Regions from separate parts of the Mus musculus genome. Here region 1 is linked to region 2. A link is a contact called in ENCODE POLR2A ChIA-PET data. All regions are on one chromosome and are shown on one strand. The core of a region is the stretch at or near the end of the contact, and the rest is flanking DNA. Distances in the headings are between cores, read along the strand shown.

Region 1 (3,815 bases), core at 1,071-3,570, 140 kb after region 2:
TGGGGCAGGAGAACGACATGAGCTCTGCGTTCTTGGGCGGTTTTCTCTTGTGATTATAAACTAAATCCCACAGTTCTCTATTCACTGGGCAGGGCATGTTCCTAATGAACTAAGTGCTAAGTTTAATCTTGATTTTGCAATTTTTAATACGCAATCTTTACTACCAGAAAGCTATCACAGAAACAACAGGACCAATGAGGTCTTACAGAAGAATTTCAGGGAGAAAATACCATTGCCTAAATTGGACTGTGGCCAGATGGACAATAGTTACCTTGGTATCTGCCAAGATAACATCAAGATTCACATATTTGAATTACAGAGCTATACATCTTTCAACAGCAGTCTGCAGGGTGCCAGGACTTGAAACTCAAGAAACTATGCTGACATCAGTATACTCTGCTGTAGATTTCATTGCATCAGCTTAAAGCATAGGCAAAGTAGCAACATTTATTAAAGGGAGACAGTCTATACTGCCAGCCTAGAGCACTATGAAATACTCTACACACAGAGGCAAATCAAAGCCAAACCCTCAGCTTGACAGGTGGGATGGACTCTACTAGTGACAGGAGGCGCCGGCACATGGAGCTGCGTCTGAGAACCCAGTACTTACACAGTCAGTCAGGCCTCCAGTCTAACTTCTGGTTTGCATGAAATAAGAAAAGGAATCCCTTTCCAACAATACCTCTGTGATGACTTCTTAAAAATGTCAGTGTCGCAGAGGGGAAGACGATCTAAAGTTCTAAGGTGGCAATGTCCATGTATAATACAAAACTTTGACAGGAGTTTGATTTATATATTCTCTGTATTCTGTTTTACAAAATTGCCACTTTTCTTGGTTGTAAGAATACTGTATTCTGCAGATTCTCAACTTCGAAATTCTTAGCAAATTTATGTTAGGGTCTGCCTAACTGCAGACCTATAAATGACTTCTAGATAGTACTAAAGTTGGAATATGAATAGGAAAGAAATGTGTACATAGCAGAATCTTAACAATTACCAAGCAGGTAAATGGACACACATCACAAAAGGTGACAGCTGACTACAACAGTAAACCTCAGGAGAACAGGATTACTTCATTTTTTTTTCTGGAACATAGGTAGAGAAGGTAGATTTGTACTTTAATTTTCGTTTGGTTAGGTATAAGCATATTTCAATTTACCTGAAAATTGTTCTTTTTTTTTTTCTTGCACCTTTAGGAATCCAATCTGTAGTTATCAGAACGATTGACTTCTTGACTCCAAACGTCCACAGAAGGAACTACATGAGACAATGTCTTGGAGACACATAAAGCATTTTAAATATTTTTAAAATGTCCTTTAAAAGGATATTCACAATCGTAAACACCCAGGACTAACTACTTCAATATACCCTAACCCAGACTTCTAGTTGAAGCTTACATAGAGCTCAGAAAGGGGAGGCAGGACAGAAAGGGAAGAAAAATCAAAGATGAAAGGGAAGGTTTTGCTTTGCGGGTTGGCTCAGGGAAGTCATCTTTTTCTTTGATAGCTGGGGTGGAAACCGGTTTCTTTGGTTCCCAAAATTTGGAGTTTCTAAAGGCCAGGGAGTGAAAGTACTGTACTCGACAGGAACTCGAGGAGGCGTGCACCGTGCCCCACTGTGCAGACCTAGGGACTGCGGGCCTGGCCTCGCCCGGCGGCCGATCCGGCTGCCTCGCCCTACAGGGAACCTCAGAGGGGCGGAGGGAAGGCTGGCCACCGCCCCACCAGCCGGAAAGGAAACCCTCTGCCAGCGGAAGCGGCCCGGGGCCTCCGCTTAGTCTTCTCCCAGCTCCCTCCCTGCGGTTCATCCGGCCTGGCCGGCCCTGCTGTAGGGCGTCAGGGACACTTACCTCACTCGTCAGCTCTGGGAGAGGAGGCACCCCCTGGGGCGCAGGCGGGGTCCGGCTACTCCCACCTCCTGGCCATGACCCTACTAGGAAGTGCAAGCGCAACTTCCGGTGCGAGGGAGTTTTGAAGCCCTAAACTGTAGTTCTAGGTAAGCGATCAGGGGCTCCGTAAAGGGTCTGGCAAGCAAACCGGCAGTTCCCGATCGCGAATTAACTCGCCCAGTGTGGACTGTGTGTGTGCACATCCTCCGTAAGTATACTTACAGGTGCATCCCTTTCCAGACCGCTCTGCTGTTGCCTGGGGTAACGGGGAACCAAAAGCAGGAAAAACGTACGTCAAACGGGTGACAGGAAACGCCTCCTGCCATCATCAATTATGGCTGCCTGGGCTTCAACCGTAACTTCCGACTGGGAGTCGTTTCTCTACCCGGCTGGAGGCTTTTCTCTGTGGCGGAGCTAGCCAGCGGCGCCCAGTGGGCGGGAGACCGCGCACTGCCGCGGAGGAAAGGAAAAGGGCGGGGACAGGGAAGCTGGCGCCAAGGTTTCCCTCTGATTGGGTGACTGCTTTTGCTCTGGCTCCGCCCATCCCTCCTCCCTAGCGAATGCCCAGGCTCGCTCAAGGGGGCTGGGGCGGGGCGATTGGAGCCAGAGTGTGTGGAGGGGCGGGGCGAGTGGGGGAGGGGCGGGGGGGCGGTGGCAGGGGAGCGTCGCTCGGGGAGCGGAGGACGAGGAGGAGGAAGGAGGTGAGCAGGGATGGTGGAGTCCGGGCTCCGGACGGCAGCCTGGGGCGGGAGCGGCACAGGAGCGCCCGTGGGCCGGTTCTCTGCTTTCCTGCCTGTCGGGGGGCCCGGCCGGCCGTCGGTAAGGGGAGGCCCACACGTCCTGACAGGCGCGAGCCGCCGGAGCCGGGGCGAGGCCTGAGGGGTCGGGGCCCTGGGAGGCGCCGCGGCCGCTTTCCGGGGTGCCACGGCCCGGGGCGCCGGAGCCTCGGAGCCGCTGCCCGCGCGGGGCCGGCGGGCGGGACACGGGGAGCGGCAGGCTGCCCCCTGACAGCGCCGGGCCGGGCCTACTGCGGAGCGGGCGGCCGGGACAGCGCCGGGGCGCGGGCGCGGGCCCGGGGCGGCGAGTCAGTCGCGCTCCGGCTGCTCCGGTCTCTCGGCGCCTCCCGGCCGGGACTGCGGGGCTGCCCGGGTCGCGAGGACGCTTGGCGCCGGGCGGGCGGGCGGGCGGGAGGGCGGGCGCGGCCGTAGGGCTGTGGGGTGGGGTCTCTGCGCCTCCACCCCAAAGTCCTCGGCGCTGAGCGGTCTCCTCCTCGCAGACCCTGCGGGACGAGTGGTGGGTTCGGCGTTGGGTGTGTTGCCGAGTGAAAGGAGTTGTGGCCGCAGAGACCGCCCTGCTAAACACGCCTGGTGGCAATCTCCGTGTCGGCTTTGAGGGCTGGAGGAAAAGTAGTGTAACTCCCCGCCCCCAGCTCGGAACGCAGGAGGCTGCAGGGCAAAAAGATTTTCCCCCTAGCCCCTCGGTATCCATTGTTTTGTACCATCCCCTCCCCCATGCCTAGGTAGAAGAATAAGGACTCCAAAGCAGTAATTCGCCCGCCTCTCTCTCTCTCTCCCTCTCCCCTCGCTCCCCCGTCCCTCTCCGCAGAGGTTTGTGTTAACAGTGCAAGTGGGGGGTTTACAAACAGGTGGAATTGCTTGTCTATTTGGGAATCGGAAAGAAGATGCTTTTGGGGTGTGTTTTTTTTTTTTTTTTTTTTTTTTTCATCTCATCTCACCTTTACATTTGGGAGATTCGATTTTCTTCCCATTGGTTTGTATCATTATGAAGGTGATGAAAATAAAAGAGGAAACCCTGTTTTGCGACCTATCCCCACAAGTATTTTTGAGGACTCAAGGGAAGTAAAAAATCAGCTTGCAAATGTGGACTGTGTGGTACATTGGTCTGCAGCAGGATGGTTAATCTGGGA
Region 2 (3,679 bases), core at 483-2,982:
ACTCTGATCTCCAGGCAGTCTGTGCAGAAGCAGGCAGGGCAGGCATTCATGTCAGTGTGTGACAGATGAGGAAAATGAACCTCACAGTTGTCAGATTTCAAAGGTGGATGGCACCTAAGAGGCCCTTTCCTTTCATCCAGCGATTTCATTAAAAACACAAGCTCTGAGACCCAGGGAAGCAGGCTGGCCCACGGGGAGTAAATCTTGGTCTCAGGACCGGCTTGGGGCCTTCTCATGTTTCTTACTAATTTTTCACTCCAGCGTAGCTGTGTTCAGTCCTGAAAGAAACTTAGTCAGGTGTGTGTGTGTGTGTCTGCGTGTGTGTGTCTGTGTCTGTGTGTCTGTGTGTGTGTGTCTGTGTGTCTGTGTGTGTGTGTGACTGTGTCTGTGTGTTGTGGAGAATTTTTGTGAAACTAGTCCTACATCTATGTAAGAAAAGATTCATGTTTATACTTTTATACATAGACAAATAGACAGACACAAGAATAGACCAGGAGATATACAAACCCCCCTGTAATTGTCTCTGGAGAAAAGAGAGTGGGACTGATCTAGGCAGTGTCTTGAAGGGATATTACTGTGTATTAGGGAATTAAACAGGGTCTCAGTAGCTCTCCATCTTGTGTTGTGACAGCACATATGTGCTGCCTAGGTTGGCCTTGTCCACCTAATGTCCTCTGAGTCAAAATGACTATAATAGCATGTTCTGTTCATTTGAGGGGGTGGGGGAATCAATGATGAGGTTTTTTTAGGCTCCTGCTACACACACACACACACACACACACACACACACACACACACACTGGTGTTGGTTTTTTTTTGACACAGGCTTTCTCTGTGTATACTTGGCTATCCTAGAGCTAGTTATGTAGACCAGACTGGCCTTAAACTCAGAGATCCACGTACCTCTGCCTTCCAAGTACTGGTATTAAAGATATGTGCCACTACCACCTAGCTTACTTTTATATTTTTAAAATTCACAACAAACATGAATATTAAATAAATCTCTTCATCTAATATAATAATTTTAAGTCATAAACTGGGCATAGCAACACATGTCTTTAACACTAGTACTTGAGAGGTAGAGGCAGGAGGATCTCTGTGAGTTCAAGGCTAGCCTGGTCTACAGAGTAAGCTCCAGGACAGCCAGGGCTATATACTGAGACCCTTTCTAATTCCCCAGTATACAAGGTCAAGAGACCTTGTTTCAAAAAACCAAAACATCAATAACAACAAAATTAAGTTGTTTATCTTTTACTTTTTTTTTTTTCTTTTTCTGTAGATACGGTCTTAACTATGCAGCCCTCGCTGGCATGGAACTCTCTTTATAGACCAGGCTGAATTCAAACTCACAGAGATCAACCTTCCTATGCTCCCTGAACGCTGGGATGAAAGGTGTGCATCACCACACCTGGTGCATAATTTTATAAAATAAAACGTATTTTAAAAGAAAGAAACATGAGTAGCTGGGAGATGAGGCTCAGTAGCAGACATGTGTTTTCCACATGTCCCCAGCCCTTCAAAACAAAGAAAGCCTTAAAAAAAAGAAAATGATAGGGTATGGGAGAAAGGAAGAGTGAGTATGTTATTCTTAGAGGCTACATTGGCCAAAATTGCCCCAGACTTGCAGGCTGGTTCAACACAGCCTTGCAGATACAAGCAATCCCGAGACAGTTATGGATGTGTAGGAGACTGTACCCTGTCTGTCATGTCACCATGTCACATGGCTGGGCCCCCTGGAAGCCTGTCTTGTGGGTCGCTGGGGAACGCATACTGCTTTCTCTGCACGCATGGATTTATCATTTCCCTCATGCACGTGCTGAGTTCCACTCCTGAGAGGAAAGGCAGTCCCACCCCTGTCAGTTAGAAAACCACCAGGCCCTCTTCGTGAGACTTGCACGCTGTCTGATAAGAGCAGTGCAGAGCACAGGAGACTAAAGGTCACATAGGGAAGTTGGGCCGAAAATAAAGCGCTAGACGCTCCCTTTAGTGACCGTGGGCAGTTATGCAACTAAAAGTCCTTTATTCTGTGGATGACCTCAGGTGGCTCACCATGTCTTTCCTGGTCTTGTGCTTTTCGTTTTCTGTTTGTTTGTTTTGAGACAAAGTCTCACTTACATAGCCGGGATTGTCCTCAAACTCTCAATCCTCCTGCCTCAGCCTCCTGAGTACTGGGTGGAGAAGTGCACACCACTGTCTGACCTATATAGTCTTCTTAGTGTAAACTGGAAATGATCACATTTGAACTCACTACCCATATGGTTCCTCTGGAGACTGATTGTGCGTGGGCGTGGGCGTGGGCGTGTGTGTGTGTGTGTGTGAATGTATGTGCATGCGTGTGCATGTGTGTGTTGCAGCAGTGGGCGACTCCTATTAACCTACCAAGTGAAAAGCCCAGAACAAAAGAGAGAACGCAGGATTATCATCGATGCTATGAATCATCTCGGAGAGCTGTCATGGTGATATGAATCACCCTATGGTAATGTTGTGGCAAAGGCCCAAACACGGGTTAGCAGCAGTGACCCGGTAATCTTGAAATTAGTCACAGAGGCCTAGCCAATGATGATCCAGCAACACCATTGTTTGTGAAGAGAGTGTGCAACAGCCCTCCCTGTCTCCAAGAAGGAAGAGACCCCCCCTGCTGAAGGCTGCGTTCCACTCTCACCCCCGCACCAGCCCTGGGGCTCCAGTCCTGGCTCTGCTCTCTTCAGGAGTTCGACTGGGGTTGGAACAACGAGACTTTTGTATTTCATCAACTTCCCTGGCTTTTGCTTTCCTCCCTGTGTTGGACAGGTGGGTTGTGACCACAAGATGATCTCTGAGACTCCTTGCTTCTCAGATCTATGACATTTAGCTAGAATTTCGAACTTGCAGCCCGCACAGGACCTGGATTGTCAGAGCTAGCATCTTTGTAACCTGGCATTTTGAAACCCGTCTCTGTGCTACATAGCCTGACCCAGTTTCTGAGAGCATTACAGGAAAGTTAGTTTTTCCCCTTTTAATCACCATGTAGTTATGTCATTTATTGCAGTCAGGGCAGACAATGGTACTGGTCCAGTAGGGTGCGTCCAGCCTTTCCACCCCCATTTTCTTTATATCTGGGGCCTTTGCACTCCTCCTGTCTGGTTCTCCTTGAAACACATTGTAAATAATATAAATTATGAATTACAGTGTTGTAGAAAACTTGGGGATGTCTCATAAGTTCATGGCACTTTCACCTGGAGGCATGGTGAGCTTCTCTGAACTCTTCTAAGATCTGCATATGTGCAGTCAGATTTAACTATGGAAAGATGAAGATCTAGGAGATATTTAGCTTCCAGGAGACAGCAGAGGCCCGACCCCTGAGCTGCAAGTTGCACTTGGGTCTCCTGTGAAGTCGTACCCACAGTGAACAGTAACTCCTGCCTGGCTTCATTAATCTCACCTGGACTATGGTTTATATCTTAGCACAAACAAGCAAGGGCGCATTTGTTACAGTCTGGAAAGTGAGCTGAGTTGAACTCAAGAGTGGTTTTAAATTCCCGAATCGCTTCTCTGGGAAGCCATCGTGCTCACTGTGAACAAAGTTGGTTTTGTTGGTTGGGCACTGACACGCTCCTGGCTTGTCTGCTGGTCAGGGGGACATCACCAGGGACGAGCATGTGGCTGCGCTGTACAGGGCCACAGCACGGACCTTCAACAG

What was found. ChIA-PET counts read pairs that join two places held with the same protein, here RNA polymerase II (POLR2A).
Region 1: POLR2A ChIA-PET joins it to region 2 with 11 read pairs in Patski. The contact joins the promoter of Bbip1 here to the enhancer-like site in region 2. POLR2A ChIA-PET finds 5 or more read pairs at or near these places in 3 of 5 experiments (Patski and embryonic stem cell).

What each region holds. Positions count from the first base shown.
Region 1 is chr19:53,942,307-53,946,121 of GRCm38, forward strand. It overlaps Bbip1 (BBSome interacting protein 1), which reads right to left and starts at 2,321. Exons shown (of 4, transcript NM_001195338.1): 1 at 1,850-2,321; 2 at 1,160-1,273. Shoc2 (Shoc2, leucine rich repeat scaffold protein) reads left to right here and starts at 2,570. Exons shown (of 9, transcript NM_019658.6): 1 at 2,570-2,707.
Region 2 is chr19:53,798,244-53,801,922 of GRCm38, forward strand. The region is part of intron 1 of Rbm20 (RNA binding motif protein 20); the gene reads left to right. Among named protein-coding and RNA genes, the nearest start is that of Gm30890, 13 kb to the left of the region's middle. Within about 2 kb of position 1,733, at least 1 of the 3 ENCODE cell types and tissues checked has a DNase peak (open chromatin) inside an H3K27ac peak, as active enhancers do.